2 separate regions of the Homo sapiens genome follow, and region 2 is linked to region 1. Evidence: chromatin loops called from intact Hi-C (ENCODE). Cell type or tissue: prostate gland. All regions are shown on one strand. Each heading gives the region's core, and the rest is flanking DNA. Links, peaks and the distances in the headings are about the cores only.

Region 1 (15,458 bases), core at 11,426-15,425:
CTACTCAAGAGGCTGAGGTGAGAGGATTTCTTGAGCCCAGGAGATTGAGGTTGCAGTAATCCATGATTGTGCCACTGCACTCCAACCTGAGACCCTGTCAAAACAAACAAACAAAAAATCTCAGCAATAAGAAAACGACACAATTTTTTTAAATGAGGAAAGATCTAGACACTTCACTAATGAGGAAATATGGATGGCAAATAAGCATACGAGAAGATGCCCAACATCATTACACATTAAGGAAATGCAAATTTAAGACAAAAAATTACTACTACATACCTATTAGGGTTGCTAAAGAAAAAGGCAATATCAAGTGCTTGTGAATATGCAGAACAATTGGAACTCTCATACATTGTTGACTGAAATGGAAAATTATGCAGGTACTTTGGAAAAACTGGTTGGCAGTTTCTTAGAAACATATGCATACCTAATCCAGCAATCTCACTTCTATGTGTTTACCCAAGAAATTTATTTATTTATCCATGAAATGTATGTTTGCTAAAAATCTATACACAAATATTCATAGAAGCTTTATTTATAATTGTCAAAAACTAGAAACAACTCAAGTATCCGTCAACATGTGAAAGAATAAATAAAATGTGGTACACTTTGAGATACTTAATGCAGTATTACTTAGAAAAACAGGGAATAAACTACTGATACAATCAATTACATGAATTAATCTTATAATTTTTACAGTGAGTGAAGGAATCCACATATAATAGAGTGCATACTTAAGATTCCATTTAGGTAAAATGCAAACTAATACAAGAGGGAGTTGAAAAGTTTGTGAACAGAATTGAATGAAAAGATAAAATAGAAAATGTGAACTTTATTTCTCAACATAAGTTCCATCAAAGTCATGACACATTTTTTTGTGATGGTATCAGACATTTAGTTCATCCCTAAAGAACTGAAAGTCCTGGGAATTTAAACAATGTCAATACTGTGTTTTGTTTTGTTTTAACACTGTTAGCTGAAGAAAAATGGGTATCCTTTACAGACTTTTTTAAGATTAGGAAACAAAAAGAAGTCAGGAGCCAAATCAGGACTGTAAGCCTAACAATTTCCCATCAAAACTCTTGCAAAATTGTCCTTGTTGGATGAGAAGAATGAGCAAGAGCATTGTCATGATGAAGGACTCTCTGGTGAAGCTTTCCTGGGTGTCCTTCTGCCAAAGCTTTGGCTAACTTTCTCAAAACATTTTCATAATGAGCAGATGTTACCATTATCTGACCCTCCGGAAAGTCAGCAAGCAAAACACCTTGAGCATCCCCCAAAAAACCATTACCATGACCTTTGCTCTTGACTGGTCCAATTTTGTTTTGACTGGACCATTTCCACCTGTTGGCTGCCATTATGTTGCTTGTCCTTTGTCTTTAGGATCATATTGGTAAAGCCATGTTTTATCTCCTGTTATAATTCTTCAAAGAAATGCTTCAGGATCTTGATCCCATTGTTTAAAATGTCCATTGAAAGCTCTGCTCTTGGCCCCAGCTTATGTGGGCATCTTTCAGTCAGAATATGTAAGCTGAACCAATTGAGATGTCTATGGTGTTAGCTATTGTTCATGCTGTTAATCATCGGTCCTCTTCTATTAGAGTGGAACAAGATTCTTTTTTCCCTGACAAATTGATGTGATGGTCTGCTACTGCAGGCTTCATCTTCAATATCATCTTGTCCCTTCTTAAAATGAGTTACCCATTTGTAACTGTGGATTTCTTTGGGGCATTGCCTCCTTAAACATTTTGTGAAGCATCAATGATTTCACCCTTCTTCCACCCAAGCTTCAGCATCAAGTGGATGTTCGTTCTTGCTTCAATTTTAGGAGAATTCATGTTGCTGTGATAGGGGGTCTTTCAAACCCATGTCTTTCTTATCTTTCTTAGTGCCTCAAACTAGATCCTGTTCAGATATGTTATAACTACCTGGTACAAGTTTATTTTGGCACAAAAAATATTTTAAATCCATTATAGGTTTTCCATAATATGCATTTTCTGTGAATTATTTGAAGACTCCACATATATACTGAAGAAAAGAAAATCAGTGGTTGTCTACAACCATGGGTGAAGGGGAGAATGGACTGTGGTATGAAGAAGTTTTTAAAGTTAAGGAAATATCCTGTATCTTGATTGTAGTGGTTGTGACATGGGTGTATACAAGTGTCAAACTCATTGTATTGTATACTTGAAATAGATGCAGTTTATTGTAAATAAATAACTTCTTATCAAATAGATTAAAGAAATTTCTAATATCATTTTTCTCTCTTATGATGTTTTTCTTTCTCCTAAAAGTAAATGAAACAGAAAATTTTTCCTGCCTAATGAAGTGATTTGCATAATGAAGTCACTGATATATGACCCTTCTAGAGTTTCTGACCAGCCATTATAGTTTCATCTGTTTTCCCCCACCTGCTCCCTTGAATGTGAATAAAGTGTTTGAGCATTGACCCCACTTCTGTAGGCACTGTCCATCCCCCTACCACAAAGAGCCAGCTCTCCCCAGAGATGCTTCCTTGTGTCGCCCAGGTGATTGTTCACCACACTTGACTCCTAGAATAGCTGTGGCCCAGAATTTGGAAGTTAGTGCTCCAGGAGATAGAGTTTTCCTTTGATTTGAACTAAACTTCTTGAGTCCTGCATTTTTTTACTGACTCATATTCAGATGTTACTGGCTCTGCCTTGGAGCTTACTGCAACTGAATTATTAATGCCTCAGAAAATTCTACACAGACCTGGATTGATTCCCATAAACCACATGAACTACAGGCCAGGTTGGCCCAGGCAAACTGGTGAACCAGGAATTATACATTCAATGCCTGGCACTTAGAGTTATAAATCTAGAAGGAGCCTTAGAGAGCCCAAGTCCAAACTCAGGCCTCTGTTCAACCTGAGCTTCCCCAGCAAGTCATCCTCCAGGCTCTCTGGAACACTCCAGTGATGAGGAGTTCACAATCAGATGTGTTGTCTTCTTTGCAGTTAATTAAATATCTCTCCTCTGAAGTTTACTCCTTGTTACCTTCCTGGCCTCCCCAGTCTCTGGGGTGCCCAGAGTTCAAACCTCAATCCCACTTGCTCATGTTCCCATCTGTGCACCTAAGCAGTCCCTACTACCAGAGGGCACCCCAAGTGCCACTCAGCCCCTTCCCTCTGCAGCCTTCTCCCCTGCTTCTGTTTCCTCACCTTGTTCTCTGCCCTGGGACAAGGGATCAACCAAACCATTTAATCCCTGCCAAGACGCATTTAACTTAGAGCAATTTCAGGTCACCTGGTGCTTTAACTTACGTAAAAGTCTCTGTCTCCCAAAAAGAGTGCCAGGGTAGGAACTTTTGACCCCACGGGTGGCTAGAAAGGAAGACATTTGTGTCATAGGACTCTTTTAGACTTCTTTGAATCAAACTGCAAGAAGAGGTAGAAAGTTAGCTTTTACAAGATATAAGCCAACAACACTGTCCTCAGTGTTTAATGTGCATAAGAAGCATCTGGCCCACTCCCTTAATTAAGATCCATGGGCAATCCCCTCTGTATTAGTCTGTTCTCACATTGCTATAAAGAACTACCTGAGACTGGGTAATTTATGAGGAAAAGAGGTTTAATTGACTCACAGTTCCACAGGCTTAACAGGAAGCATGCCTGGGAAGCCTCAGGAAACTTACAATTATAGTGGAAGGTGAAAGGGAAGCAAGCACGTCTTACCATGGTGAAGCAAGAGAGAGTGAAGGGGAACGTGCCACAAGCCTTCAAACAACCAGATCTCATGAGAACTCACTCACTATCATGAGAACAGCAAGGGGGAAATCCACCCCCATGATCCAATCACCTCCCACCAGGCCCCTTTCCTGATGTGTGGGGATTACAATTTGACATGAGATTTGGGTGGGGACATAGAGCCAAACCACATCACCCTCTATGGGAGTTCCTCAAGAAAATGACACTTGTAATGAGACGGTTTGTCACAAGATGTTTCCTAATGTAGTGGAATTCTGTGTAGACCTTAAATATAAAGCTGAAAATGCAACATAATCATAGGACAGGTTGAATTTAGGCACCAGAATGAGAGTTGAAATGTGGAACTGTGCTTGTTTGTGTGTGTGTGTTTGTGTGTGTGTGTGTGTGTTTAAAGGGTTAGTGTATTACTATTTTTTTTTTTTTTTTTTTTGAGATAGAGTCTTGTTCTGTCACCCAGGCTGGAGTGCAGTGGTGCGATCTCGGCTCACTGCAAGCCCCGCCTCCCGGGTTCACACCATTCTCCTGCCTTAGCCTCGCCAGTAGCTGGGACTACAGGGGCCCGCTACCATGCCCGGCTAATTTTTTGTATTTCTTTAGTAGAGACGGGGTTTCACCATGTTAGCCAGGATGGTCTTGATCTCCTGACCTCGTGATCCGCCCTTCTCGGCCTCCCAAAGTGCTGGGATTACAGGCATGAGCCACCGTGCCCAGCCAGGTTAGTGTATTACTTATGACCGAGCAGCCCAGCCTGAAGGCCTGGCCACACTTGACAAGTGGCCAACCTATGCCAAAAAGAAGGAGCCAAATGACCGTCTGTCCAGGACTGCCTGAGGCATCAGGACATGCACCTCATCCAGTGGCCACTGCCAATCTTCCACCACACCTGCCAGGACCTGCCTGGACACTCTGCTCTATGCTTGACTGGATGATACCAGGCCCAGCCCCCTTAGAGATCCATACACTGATGCAAACACCACCACCTTCTTTATCATGAGCAGGAGTCATGTATTAATTACCTAGAATGGCAAGATCTAGCCTTTAAAATCCCATTCAGCTTGCCATCCTTTCTTTTATTCCTCCCAGGTCTCAGGATGATGGGAAGCAGCAGTAAAGTTTGTACATGTTTTAGCCATGTTTAGGAGTCCTTTTCTCTCCAAGTACCCCCACATTTAGAGAAAGGAAAATTTGCTTCTAGCTCTTCCCATAGTATAAATATTTACTAAGCTCTCATTTTATGCCAGGCACCCATGCAAATACTGATGACACAGCAGAGGACAAAACACACAAGTCCTTGCCTTCGGGGGCTTATAGTCTAGTGGGGAAAGACAGAGAATGAACACATAAACTAGGAACTGTCTTGTGTATTAGACGGTGTAAGTGCTTTGAAAACCATTATAGGGATAAGGCAGAAAGTGTACCAAGGGTAGGAGTGGGGCACTATGTTGAACAGGATGGGCAGGAAAGACCTTTCTTACAACGCGGTATTTGAGCAGGCACCTGAAGGAAGTGAGAGGTGAGCCACGTGAGTGTCTGAAAGAAGAGCGTTCTAGGCAGAGGAGTGAGCATGTGCAAAGATCCTAGGGCTGAGGGGGTTTTGAGGATCTTCCAGGAAGTCAGCATGGTAGTGGACAGTGGGCCACATGGAGAGCAACAGGAGATAAAGTCAGAGAGGTAATGGAGCCCAGATTCTGTAGAGCTTTGTAGGCCACTGCAAAGACTTACTCTTTTGCTCTGGGTGAGATGGGAGCCCAAATACTGTTTTGAAGATGATGCGAAAAGGTTTACAAGTACTTATAAAAGTATCACTCTGACTGCTTGCTGTGTTGAGAATACACTATGGGGAAGCAAGTATGGAAGTGGGGAGATCAGTTGAGAAACTTTTATGACAATTCTGAGAGATAGTGGTGGCTCTGAAAAGGTGGGATAAAGTGTGGTGAGAACATGACTAAATGTCAAAGTAGATCAGACAGAATAGGAGCACCTTGGCAATTCTGATGGAGGGGTCCAGAAACAATACTTTGAAAAGCACAACCATAGGGCAACTGTTGGAGGGAAAGTTCCTGGCTCTAGGTGCTCTGCTAGACTGTCTGGTGTTGGGGACTGTCACAGTCCTGAGCCTCCAAGTTTGTGCATCAGTCTCATAGAGCACAGAAACAAAATTACTGACCCAGGAAGCAGGCTCACAGCTCCAGCCCCTCTCTGCCCTGTGGCTGGACCCCTTTGAGTCACAACTGAAACAATGGGTATAAAAGTCCAGCCTTCATCCTAGAAGGTTTAATGTGAGTACCACTTCGAATGATGTGTATGAGTGGTCTTAGATAAGGTATGGACCTCAAATTAGTCCCATTAGCTGGGCAGAGGGTGGATATTTCACCATAAATTCATTAATGTGGACCTTGAAGACCTTCCATCTTTATGCAAATGTTCCTTCAGTGAAATGCAAATATCCCCTGGATACAATCAGACCTTGTGCTGTCAACAACTAACATAGTTTGGATATTCTTTAACAGGTAACCTCTTTCTTCTGGCATCATACCAGAAAGTATGATGCCAGAAGAAAGAGGATAATCATTTGCTCACATTAGATTTCACCCACTTCACAGTTTTCCAGATGAGGACTAACTGTCTGCTTTCTCTTTATGCATTTGCTTAAGAAATCTTCTGTCTCAATTTATCTCTCTCTCTCTCTCCCCTCCCCCTTCTGCCCCACCCCACCCTTATGGGACTCTAATTACACATATTTTTTTCTCTCTTTGATTCAGTTTGGATAAATCTATTGATCTGTCTTCAAGTTTACTGATTTTTTACTGTATCCAGGCTGCCAAGCCCATTAATTCTTTATCTCTTGATGTTGTGGGGAGATTTGTCAGCATTTCCCTTGGAATTTGTTTAGTTTTTGTCTTTCTGCTGACATTCTTCATCTGCTCATGCATGTTCACCACCTTTTCCTCTAGATCCTTCTATATATTAATGATAATTAGTTTAATGTCCCTATCTGATAGTTCTAATATCTGGACCACTTCTTTGTCTCATTCTGTTGACTGCTTTATCTCGTCACAGTGGATTATCTTTTTGTTTTTTGCCTTGTTTTATGTATGTGTATGTGTGTTCATACTTTTTATTCAACGCCAAACATAAAGGAACAGTAGAGACTGAGGTAAATAGTATTTATACCCAGAATTAAGCTTGCCTTTTCTACCAGATCATAAGTTGGGGGCTGGGGGAACAGGCTAGATTTGGGGTTTGTTTTACTGAATTAACTTGTAATGCATCACACTCCTCAGATTCTTTCCACGATGAGCTGCTGCTGCCTTGTGCTTACTGTGAGGCCTGGAGGGCCAGAGGGGCTATTCCTTGTTTCTTCTCTACTCTCAGCTCTCAGCATGCCTGTGCCACATGCGTGGTTCTCTCTGTGTGCTCCCCAGCAGTAGAGACCAACTCATCCCGGTTTGCGGGGAACTTTTGCAGTTTAAGCATGGAAAGTCCTGTGTCCCAGGAAACCCCTCAGTCTGGGGCAGAACTGGGTGCTTGGTCAACTGAGTATCTGAGGCTCCCAGGGATTCTAAACTCATGCTAGGCCCCACTCAACTATTGATAATTTGTTGAAATTTCCCTTCTTTTCTTCTTTGCTCTTGCTCACTATTGGGTGTGAGGTGTATGCTGGACTTAGGATAGTTCCTAGGCGCCCCTACTCCAGCCTCAGTCTTAGGTGAGTCCTAAGGGGCTCGGCCACTATGGTGTGGAATTCTCAGCATTCCTGCACCATATCCCACACTCTGCAGCCAAATGCTGGACTGTGGGGGAGTCTTAGTCAGGAGGGACCCGTAGTGATGCAGACCTCTTCTTTGTAGCTCTGCAGGCTTCTGTCCAGATTGGGTTTCCTCTCCCCTCCTTGAGGACAGACAGCTTCTGCATCTACCCCTCCATCAGCATCAGTGTAACATTGCCTGAGACTGGGGCCATTTCCCGATGTCCATGCAGTAGCCTGCTAATGCTTGCTCCTTGGAACAAGGCTCTTGGTCAGAGTTGCTGGATTTGCTGCCTTCTCCCCACCCACCCCCTTAGAAGAAATAGTTTTTGTTTCTACCCCTTTCTCAGTGACAGTATAGCAGGGGATGGGGCAGTTTCCTGAATGCCCTCTTTTCTGGTTCTTTTTTGCTTTATCCCCTCCCCTAGAGTCAGTGGACCTTTGCCTGTGTCTTAGAGAAGGAGGGTTTCGTATCCCTCTCCCAGAGGCTTGCAGGTTTTGCTTTCTATAACAGAAAGCCCTGGAAGAAGGTGGGTGATATAGTTTGGCTGTGACCCCACCCGAATCTCAACTTGAATTGTATCTTTCAGAATTCCCACGTGCTGTGTGAGGGACCCGGGGGAGGTAATTGAATCATGGGGGCCAGTCTTTCCCGTGCTATTCTCGTGATAGTGATATTCTCATTTGTCTCTTGCCACCACCATGTAAGGAATGCCTTTCACCCCCCACCATGATTCTGAGGCCTCCCTAGCCATATATAACTGTAAGTCCAATTAAACCTCTTTTTGTTCCCACTTTCAGGTATGTCTTTATCAGCAGTGTGAAAATGAACTCATACAGTAAATTAGTAGCAGTAGAGTGGAGCATTGCTGAAAAGATACCCAAAAATGTGGAATTGGAACTGGGTAACAGGCAGAGGTTGGAACAGTTTGGAGGGCTCAGAAGAAGACAGGAAAATGTGGGAAAGTTTGGAACCTCCTAAAAACTTGTTGAATGGCTTTGCCCAAAATGCTGATAGCAATGTGGACAATAAGGTCCAGGCTGGGGTGGTCTCAGATGGAGATGAGAAACTTATTGGGAACTAGACTAAAGGTGACTCTTGTTATGTTTTAGCAAAGAGACTGGAGGCATTTTGCCCCCGTCCTAGAGATTTGTGGAACTTGAGAAAGATGATTTAGGATATCTGGTGGAAGAAATTTCTAAGCAACAAGGCATTCAAGAGATGACTTGGGTACTATTAAAGGCATTCAGTTTTACAAAGGATGCAGAGCACAAAAGTTTAGAAAATTTGCAGCCTGACAATGTGATAGAAAAGAAAAACCCATTTTCTGGGGAGATATTCAAGCCAGCTGTAGAAATTTTCATAAATAGCAAGGAGCCTAATGTTAATCCCCAAGACCATGGGGAAAATGTCTCTAGGCCACGTCACAGACCTTCACAGCAGCTCCTCCCATCACAGGCCTGGAGGCCCAGGAGGAAAAAGTGGCTTCAAGGGCTGGGCCCAGGGTCCCTACACTGTGTGCAGCCTAGGGACTTGGTGTCCTGTGTTCCAGCTGCTCCAACCATGGCTGAAAGGGGCCAATGTACAGCTCAGAATGTGGCCTTAGAGGGTAAAAACTCCAAGCCTTGGCACCTTCCATGTGATGTTGAGCCTGCAGGTGCACAGAAGCCAAGAACTGAGGTTTGGGAACCTCTGCATAGATTTCAGAAGATGTATGGAAACACCTGGATGCCCAGGCAAGTTTGCTGCAGGGGCAGGGCTCTTATGGAGAACCTCTGATAGGGCAGTGTGGAAGGGAAATGTGGGGTCAAAGACCCACACAGAGTCCCTACTGGGGCACTGCCTAGTGGAGCTGTGAGAAGAGGGCCACTGTTCTCCAGATCCCAGAATTTTAGATCCACCAACAGCTTGCACCACGTGCCTGGAAAAGCCACAGATACTCAACACCAGCTCGTGAAGTCAGCCGGAAAGGAGGCTGTACCCTGCAAAGCCACAGGGGTGGAGCTGCCCAAGACCATGGGAACCCACCTCTTGCATCAGCGTTACCTGGATGCGAGACCTGGAGTCAACGGAGATCATTTTGGAGCTTTAAAATTTGACTGACCTGCTGGATTCTGGACTTGCATGGGCCCTGTAACCCCTTTGTTTTGGCCAATTTCTCCCATTCAGAATGGCTGTATTTACCGAATACCTGTACCCACATTGTATCTAGGAAGTAACTAGCTTTCTTTTGATTTTACAGGCTCCTAGGTAGAAGGGACTTGCTTTGTCTCAAATGAGTATTTGGACTGTGGACTTTGGGTTAATGCTGAAATGAATTAACACTTTGGGGGACTGTTGGGAAGGTATGATTGGTTTTGAAATGTGAGGACATGAGATTTGGAGGGGCCAGGGGTGGGATGATATGGTTTGGCTGTGTCCCCACCTAAATCTCAACTTGAATTGTATCTCCCAGAATTCCCACATGTTGTAGGAGGGACCCAGGGGCAGGTAATTGAATCATGGGGGCTGGTCTTTCCCATGCTATTCTCGTGATAGTGAATAAGTCTCACGAGATCTGATGGGTTTATCAGGGATTTCCGCTTTTGCTTTTTCCTCATTTTTCTCTTTCCACAGCCATGATTCTGAGGCCTCCCCAGCCATGTGGAACTGTAAGTCCAATTAAACCTCTTTTTGTTCCCAGTTTCAGGTATGTCTTTATCAGCAGCATGAAAACGAACTAATACAGTGGGCTTTTGTAACTATGCACCACCAAAGAAGGGCCCTCTCAGATCCCCTTCCCTGTCCCCAACCCACCTCATAAGCTCCAGGTGGAGGTCTGGGTAAAAGACCTGGCAACCAGACTAAGGTGACCAGGTCATCCTGGTCTGCCTAGGACTTTTCCAGTTTGAGCACAGAAAGTCCTGTGTCCCAGGAAACTCCTCATCCTGGGGCAGATCTGGATGCTTGTTCAGCCAAGTGTCTGAGTCTCCCAGGGATTCTAATCTCATGCTAGGTTCCACTCAGCTATTGATAATTCATTGAAATTTCTGTTGTTTTCTTCTTTCCCACTCTTATGGCCATTACCTCTTCCTCCCATACTCCGCTGAAAGTGAAACGGTTTGTGTGTTTCCTCTGAAATTCAGTTCTTCTGGTTGCTCTCCTATCTCAGTTCATTAAAAGGCTCAAAAAGTTATAATCTTATATACTATCTGGTTTTTTCTCATTTTTAGAGTAGGAATGGTTATCTGGTGGCTTTCTACACCCTAAGTGGAAAAAAAACCTCCTCATCCCCTTTGCTTCTAAAGAATTGAGCTGCGCATTAGAATGTTGTCCTTGTGGAAAGACATTATAAGAAGCTGCACAAAGTGACCCCTGCATTTATTGTAAAGATGCTCTCATGAACATAGTTCCCCACATCACACAGTGTAGAAATTTATCATGAGTCTCAGTACCGGTAATAGTTGTGTTTCCCTGGTCAAGTTGTTTTTCTTTTGTGAATGTTGTGGATTTAGCAACTGGTAATTTCCTTCTGTACTTTGGAGACTCAGGACCCAATTTATGTTTAGATTTAGCCACTGTACATGATCTTCCAAGGGCATTTTTGCATTTTAACTTTATCTCTGGCTTTATTTTACTTTTTACTCCTATTTCTACTTCCCCTCACTTACTTATCTGTTCAGAGCTTATCCTGTTATAAACCATCATAAAGAATTATTTTAATGAAATAGTATCTGAAAGGCAACTTGTAACAAATGAAAGCACTAATACATTGACAAAATTTAATTGATTTTACGGTATTGCTTTCTAGTCAACACTGTAAAAACGCTTCTCTATAAGGAAGGATCCTTTTTTGGGGAGTGCGTCTGGAGTAAAGGAAAACAAAGGCCTTGAAAAGGGGAACCCTGGCAGTTGCTTATTCTTCTGGATGCTCCCATCTTCCCATTGGCCTCAGCCGACTTGGATGCTGCCACACGCTCTAAGAGCAATTACTTCACCTCTTTCTCACAATGTCACTACTACGCAGAACTAAAACTATCTTTACGAGGTGAGCAGACAGAAATACAATTATTTATGGTGAAGCACAGCCAAATGGCTTGTGTTTTTTAAAAGTCAGCTTCTTCTTTTATGAAATGGAGCTCTAACAAGTGTTTATTCTCTCTGTCAGAGGGAGGTCTTTTCCTGGGAGGATAAAGAAGGGACCAGGCTTGTGCAGCCTGGACACAGGAAAGGGAGGAAGCCCACTCTGTCAGTGGGAGGCCCCTCTCTCTCAAGGGCCTTCCATTGCCAACCCTCCCTTAGACCCTCGCTCATTACTCCCCTCCTTCCTCCACTTTCTCTGTTGTCCTCCTCCTCCCAGCCAGCTTGCCATGTCGGAAGGGATATTCGCTATCCCTCCAATAAAGAATCTAGATTGTTACTGCATTGAGCAAAACCAAACCCTCAACCCAAAAAGACAGGACTAAAGAAACTAACACAGCTTGGTGCATACTTTAACCTTCTCCAGTTATTTATTTTATTCATCCAAATCTCAAGCTAAGGTTGATGGGGAGAAATGAGGCACAATGCAAATAACACAGAACTCTTTAAGATCACAACTCCATGGACTTGTACAAAGAATAAACAAATGTCTTACTTAGAAATTAAATCCACTCGATGGCTTATTAAATCACCCAAGAACTCACATTGCCACCCGGCTCTATGCCTCTTTCATCATAGGATAGTGTAGATGCTATAAAATAATCAGCATCCTTCTCCAGAAAAATTCACTTTACATTTGCCGTTACCCTCCTTGTTTTCCCTGCATGGACCTCAGCTCACAGCTTATTAGAGAACCAAAAGGCCAAGCGGGAAAAGAAATGAATCTTCATGAGCCTATTCCTTCATGTGCCAAGAGCTTGCTCCCCTGCTTCTTAGTGAGATTGCCATGAGGTAACCACAAAAATCCAAGAGAGCTATTATCAAACTTCAGGGTTGTAAAACCACGGATTTATTTATTTGTTCCTGAAAGGGTCTAAGCCGCCTAAATAGCTGTTTAATTGCGTATTTCTCATTAGAGCTCCTTTTTCCTTTTAGAATACAGTGGAGCCACTGTTGTTCTTTATGAAAGTAAGCATTAGGGATAAGGGGGTTTATGACCTGAAACCTTTTTTCCATGCTGAACACACATGTTGTCTTGACTACACCAATGAGGGAAAACTCTCTATTCTGTCAAATAGGTTTATGAAAGGGCATGAGCCTGGTGCTCCCACGGAGCGAGGGAAGCCTCACACACAAACAGGCATGGGACAATAGGTGTATAAACTGAACTATGCAACAGCACTTAAGCTCTGGCTATTTTTCTCCTGCATGAGCTCTGTAGAAATCCAGATGGCAGCCCTAAAGGCTGTGCCTTAAGCAGAAGAAGCATACATCTGACCCTCAAAGGGACAAAATGAGATGGCTGCTCTGACCAGCTCTGTACCAGCTGTGAGGAGGCCTTTTAACTCTGTGGGTCTCAGTGTCACTACCTATAATGTGAAGTGGTAGGAATAGCTGATGTCTGAGGTCTGCTTCAGCTCTTTAAGTCTAAATTCTGAAAAACAAACAAAACTCAACATTTTCTTCAAGGTTGGCAGGAAAACGCCTCTTCCGTGAAAGCTTCAGCAAGACCAAGATAGAGTATCTTGTGAGCTAGGACACTGTTAGATTATTTTAGCCAAAAAACAGTCCATGGAAACCTCAATTAACTATAATTTTGTTGCACCCTATTTTTAAAAGTGGGAAGAAATATGTTTAGAGATGAGCACATGTTCAGACCTTTACTGTATTTAATCCACATACATATCCTAGCCCTAAACAATGACAAACTGTCATTGAACACAACAGCCCTAGAACACTGAGAATACCTGAATTATCAAGGGAAGGTTTCAGCTTTCATAGAGTTCACGCTACTCTACCCTATATTCAGATTAAGAAGTTCCACGATCATGCTAACTTGAAAGGTCCACGATCAGGCAACAGGACTGGGGTTGGACCTAATTAAGTCAAGGTTGGACTAAATACTATTTTAGAAAGCGCCCTCTTGTGGCAAAAAGTGAAATTGCCAAATGGCGGTTTTGTCCTGAGACTGAGTACTGCCATTTATTGTATATTTATTTCATCTCAAGGACCGGCCTGGATGTTTTACATGGTAGTAAAATAAAGGACTTAAGCAAGGTAGTTTTCAATGTCATGGAGAGAACTGGAAGTCTTTTATGTCACAGAGCTCAAGCTACACCTGAAGATTTACTTCACCAAGTGTGTTCATTCCCCCTGTGTATTCCTCAGCACCAGGAGTGGCATCTAACCTCATGACGTTTTCCTGCACCTTTATTGTACTTCCTTGTAGTTCTGAATTGTGGCTGAGAGGCTGTATAAGTCATACTTCTTTATTTCCAGCACACAGCCCCTAATTTCATGAAGAGAGAAGAGAAGAAAGGAAACGACACTACAGACAGGGTGAATGGGAATGAGGGACAGGCGGGACAGGGAAGCACACCCCAATACCTTGTGAAAATCTCCAGAAGTCCCAGGATATTTTAATTCAAACAAAACTGCTTAACATCCATGATTTAAAGGTATTTAATGAACAACAAAAACACTTATTTATATGATTGCAATTTGCATTTTTCAGTAATCTACATCATCCTCAGACCTTTCAAGTTTCCTATGTGACTTATATAGTGAGTTTCTGTGCTTAGTACCACTGGTGCTCATTTGTCAAAACAGTTTGCTAAATATTGACAATGCATTCCGCAAACATAGGCCTGAGAAGACAAATATTTCCATGTATTCCAATTACAAGCGTTCGGCCCCTTCCTTAGAGAGTCCATATCTCAGCACTCATGCTGGGGTGACCCCTTCACAAGAGTTTGCAAACTCAAATGCTTACTAGCTACGTAGTTCCAGTTCTGGTGTGGAAATGTGGGCTCTGTATGTTCAGATCCTCCAACTTTTTAAATGAAACTAGAATGCTAGAGTTTTATGAAGGAATCTCCTGATTTTTAAGTTTTTGAAACTTTGTAAAAAAAAAAAAAACTATATGTCTGAGCCAAACAAAACAGGTTTTCTGCCCAGACGTGCCCCTCTGTCTGCAATTTTCAGTCTCTGCCTGCAGGTCCTTTGAGGGAGGCATTCAGGCTGCCCCTAGGAGACACCTTCTTGAACAGGTCCTGAGAACTACAAGGAAGAAGCTCCAGGAAAGGAAAGTTGCTTGGGGCTTCTGCTGTACTTCATATTGTTGTGGACATCTGGTGGAGGCAAGCAGCATGTAACCTCATCATTAATTCTCTTTGTTTTACACTACTCATTATTTGGATATTGCCACTAGTTTCCAAAAACATGAGAGTTTGCAATGTCTATTGTAAAACTGTTCTCTATCCTCTTAGTAGCCATCCAGGGTCATGTTGTTCTCTACTCTCTCATAAGCCACCCAGGTTCATGCCTTTTTGTTTGTGGTTATTAAAACCTGGCCTTCAAGAATAGCCATACCAGTTTTCCGGGGATTGTGAAATCTTCTGGAAAACAGAGGCACTCATCAACTAAGACACTGCACAAATTTGAAATGAGGTCAATGCATCAGTATCTTTTCAGCACTATGAGGAGAGGGCTCCTGTATTCAAGGTCTACCTAATAATTTCTCATCTTTCCTAATTAACCAAGAAAAAGGAAGCCATGACTGGGGTTTTCATTTGGGAGTGGGTTTGCTCTGGGTCTTTGTGGCTTCAGAGTTTAAATTTCTGCTACTCTGTTACATGTATAAAATGCATACCTTTAATAAGGTCTATAAGTACTGCCTTCAAGTCAAAAAATTCTTGATTACAGAGTTGTCCTGCATTGACAGGGAGTGGGTATGAAGCCACATGTACTTGGATTGCCCGGTGAAAGACATAGGAGAAGTTTGTACTTTCTCAGAGCAATAGCTAAGAAGCAACTGTCGCCATTTGGAAAAGTGGCTTTTTGAAGCTTCAGTTGGGGATCAG
Region 2 (4,000 bases), core at 1-4,000, 59 kb after region 1:
CGTGTCCGCCCCCTCGGCCTTGGCTCCCGCCCCTCCATCCTGCCTCCCACCTCGCCGCGTCCAGCCCTGGCGCGGTTCGCAGCAATACCCCTTTCTCAAGGATGCAGCCGCGGTGGCCGGAGGAGAACGAAGGCCTTCTTAGTTCGCCCGCCCTCTCCACGGCTTTACATTCACCTCCCGCTTAGGCTGTCCTTCCATGACTTGTTCCTCAACTATTAGCGTCTGATGCGCATACTTCTGGAACTAAGACACGGGAAGAAAACCCCACGGGGACGATTCAGCTGGGGTGGTTCTTCCGCCCCAACACACACCCTCTGTGCCGTCGGTCACCACGCAGTCCCACCCTCGAACACCCAAGCCAAGGTCTTTCCATCTCCTCCGGTTCCTCATGCACTTTCACTCCCTCACAGCTCCCACCCAACATAGGACCTTCCTTGGACCCTGAACCATCCTGGCTCTCTGAGCGTCTGCCAGCCCTTCTGCTCTGGGGCGCCGCGCTCCTTAGCCACTCTCAGCATCAGTGCCAGCTCTGCCCCACCACACGCCCCCGGCAGGTACCAGTCTCTCCCGGCCCTAATTCCTCAGCGGTTTCTCTCTGCATCCCCGCACGCGTCCCTGAGCCGCCTGCCTGGGTCAGAGAGGAGCGTCCGCTGAGCTCGGGTGATCATGCACAGATTGGGGCCAGAAGTCGAGATTCTGCGCGTCCTCTCCCGCCACCCCACTCCCGGTCCCCTAGAGTGGCCCAGACTCAGGCTAAAGTCTAGGGCTTCTTTCCTGGGATGCCCTTTCCCAGCTCCTAGAGCCAATGAGCCGTGGCCCATCAGGTGGTGGCCTGGCGACCCCGCTGTTCTCTGAACTCCTGTCTAGCCGTCATACACGCAGACGCGGTTCTTTCTCTCTTCCGTTTCCCACCTTTATGTTATCCTCCAGCCCCTCCGTCTTCTACCTCTTCCGTTCTATGATTCAGCTTCCAGGCTTTCTTGGCTGCCTCCTCCTCTGTTTCCCAACCCTTCTTTTCTTCTCTTCCTTCTTTCTTCGACCCGGCTTTCTCCTTTAGGTTGACCTCCTCTTCCCACCTGCTGTTTACCTCATTCTTTCATCTTCCTGTCCCATCTCCCTTGATTACTTTATCCCTGTTTTCTCCTCTGGTCCCTACTTGGGGCTCCACCCCAGTCCTTCTCATTTTTCACTCTTCCCTTACTTTGGAGGTCTCTTCTCTTCCTTCCCCTTCAACTCACGCCTCCCAGGAGCCCCATTCAGTGTATCTCCATCCACTTCTGCTGGATCAGGCCAGCTGGTCCAATGACAGACACAACCCCTCATCTGCTCCCGTTTGGGGTGTCTCCTGATTCTTGGCACACATGGTATATGGTGATGCTTTAGCACTACAGGGCACCCTCTGCTTGCTGACCAAGAGTCGTTTATCATATTCCCATTGGGTTATAATTAATGCTAATCATACTTCAGTTTTTAATTGATCACCACTTTGGAATCACTCATACTGACCGAAGCATTTTTCATGGAAAAGCCAGGTCTTAGCCATCATAGCCGTTTCAAGCTTTTTTTGCACTGGCTTTAGAGTACAAGTCCAGTCCCAGCTTCCTCAGCTACAACCTGCTTGTTGAAGATGCCCAAATCTAGATTGCCAGCAAAGATATGAGCTTTAGCTCTGCGTTTTCTCCCTGCTGGAAAACTCCACTTACATGTCCTTCAGAGACCTCAAAACCAGCCCTACCCAAAACTAAACCCAGTTATTTTTCCCTCCACCCACTTGGACCCAAATTCTCCTTCTATGTTCCTGAGTGTTACCTCTTCCCTGTCCTCAATTGCCATAGCCTCCCTAGGAAGCTGGCTCATAGACTCAGTAAACAATAGATTTCATGATACCATACAGCATTAGGAGAACAGGCAGTGCACTATTTCAAACCCAGCTCAATGGAATATTTTTTTAAATGAAATGTCTTCTGTCTCAATTTCTTCCTCTCTTTTCTTCCGACTCTGCCCACTTTTTGTCCTCATGATCTTTTCTCCACTATTATAACAATTAGCTTGATAAAACCAGTCATCTTCAGCTTATGCATCTGTGGGTTGGCTGTGGGTCAGAAATCTGGGCTGGGCTTGACTTATCTTAACAATATTCACTCATTCATCTGTGTAACAAGTTAGAGCCCAGCTCCAGGCTGTGTTTGGATGGAGAAACTTAGCTGAGGCTCTCATCCTGGGATGAGTGAGCTAGCTCCACCATGTCTATATAATGTTAATAACAAAAGTACGAGAGTAGAAGAAACACACAAGGCCTCTTCAGGCTCAGGCCAAGAACAAGCACACCCTTACTTCCTATTTATTGTATTGGCCAAATCAAGTCATATGGTGGATTCTAGAGCCAAAGTGAGAGACTATTTGTAAAGTTACATGGTAAAGGGCAGGGATATAGTGGGAGGTAGAAAATTGGAACCAATAATGCAACTGGTCTGTATTACATGCAAGAAGAAAGTGCCCAATTATAAATATACAGCTTGGTTGATTTGCACAAACTGAACACCCTCTTGCAAGCTGCACCTAGGTCAAGATACAGATTATCAGCATATCAGGATCTGTGCTCCTGCCTCCTTACATCCTCCTTCCAGGAAAAAAAAAAAAAACAAAAAAAAAGCAAAAAAAAAACCAAAAAAAAAGCAAAAAAAAAAAACACCACTACCCTGACTTCTAACACCATAAGTTAATTTTGTCTGCTTTTGAATTTCGGGTAAGTGGAATCATACAGTACTTACTCTTTTTAATCAATGTGGTAACATATGCAGACACAGAAATGACTATCGTGAAGGAAAAGGTTTATATCGACAGATCCCTACAAACAGAAGACACAGCACACCACCCAAGACCACATGGAGAAGCACCAGTGTTAGGAGGCAGCTGGAGTGAGGGGTCAAGGTGGGCAAGAGCCTTTACTGTAGTTTCTGCAGGAAAGAGTGGGCATGACAAGGTAATCAGGCTTAGGATTAGCTCGTTTGAATACTTTTAGCAGGCTCTGGGGTACAGCGGCTGTCTTTACTTTTCTGTTACCTGGACCTGGCTGATTAGGGCAGGAGAATAGTGGCCCAGGGTGTAGAGTCCTGATAAAGGAAGTGGTTGGGGAACGTATGAGCCCTGAATTAGTTGGTTTGCATATGAAAGATGTGTTAGAGTCATTTATAATCTCCAGGAAACAGCTAGCTGGGAGATCCCAGAAGGCCATGGTTTAGTAGTAGAAATGATCTACAGAGTATTGGAATTAGGTAGAATAAAAGCTATCTTCTTAACAAAACATAAAATCAATCCCCCAAAGGATCAAGATGACTCACAAGTAACCTAACACAGTCCAACACTGTTTAAAGGAAGTCAATTAAATCCAGACAAGTAAGAATATAGCCTTTACAATATCCAGCATTCCTAAAATTACTAGGCATGTTACATCAACTTTTGACAACAACTACTAGAGTTGAGCCAAACTTCAAAAGTTAAGGACATGGTCCTCCATAACACTGTCCTTACTTCAGACATCAGCTGCAAGTTCAAGGTTACGTAAGCTACCTATACTTCTAAACAGCTGGCTACCATATTTAGGAATCCCCACTAACCCTTCAAGCTTGATAATTCACTAAAAAAAATTAAAGAACTCTGGAAAGCACTATACTTACAACTACAGTTTTATTATAGCAAAAATATCCAAACAGAACTAGCCAAAAGAAGAGATGTATAGTACTATGGGAGGTGGAGCAAGATGGTGGAATAGAAGGCTCCACTGATTGTTTCCCCAACAAGGACACCAATTTAACAACTATCTGTGCAAGCAAAGCTCCTTCACAAGAACCAAAACTCAAGTGAGCACTTGCAGTACCTGCTTTTAACTTTGTGTTGCTGAAAAAGGCACTGAAAAGGTTGCAGAAGGAGTCTTGAAGCACTGAAGCCACCCCTCCATCACACCCTGGCAGCTGTGGTGTGGTGCAAAGAGCATTTTCGT

The links. Peaks named below come from ENCODE experiments on the same cell type or tissue, not always from the same donor. Only the 100,000 strongest peaks of a DNase experiment are listed, where the experiment ranks them.
Region 2: it touches region 1 in a loop (2.4-fold over the local background); 1 of 110 quality-filtered maps calls a loop at or near these places.

Annotation. Positions count from the first base shown.
Region 1 is chr2:31,510,544-31,526,001 of GRCh38, forward strand. SRD5A2 (steroid 5 alpha-reductase 2) reads right to left here. Exons shown (of 5, transcript NM_000348.4): 5 at 11,937-15,458. Among named protein-coding and RNA genes, the nearest start is that of SRD5A2, 63 kb to the right of the region's middle. In prostate gland, for the core only: a CTCF peak has its summit at 13,511 (motif pointing left); no DNase peak of the experiment used is centred there.
Region 2 is chr2:31,580,987-31,584,986 of GRCh38, forward strand. It overlaps a transcript of SRD5A2 not described here. Among named protein-coding and RNA genes, the nearest start is that of SRD5A2, 2.0 kb to the left of the region's middle. In prostate gland, for the core only: no CTCF peak of the experiment used is centred there; no DNase peak of the experiment used is centred there; H3K4me3 peaks cover 502 bases; H3K27ac peaks cover 644 bases.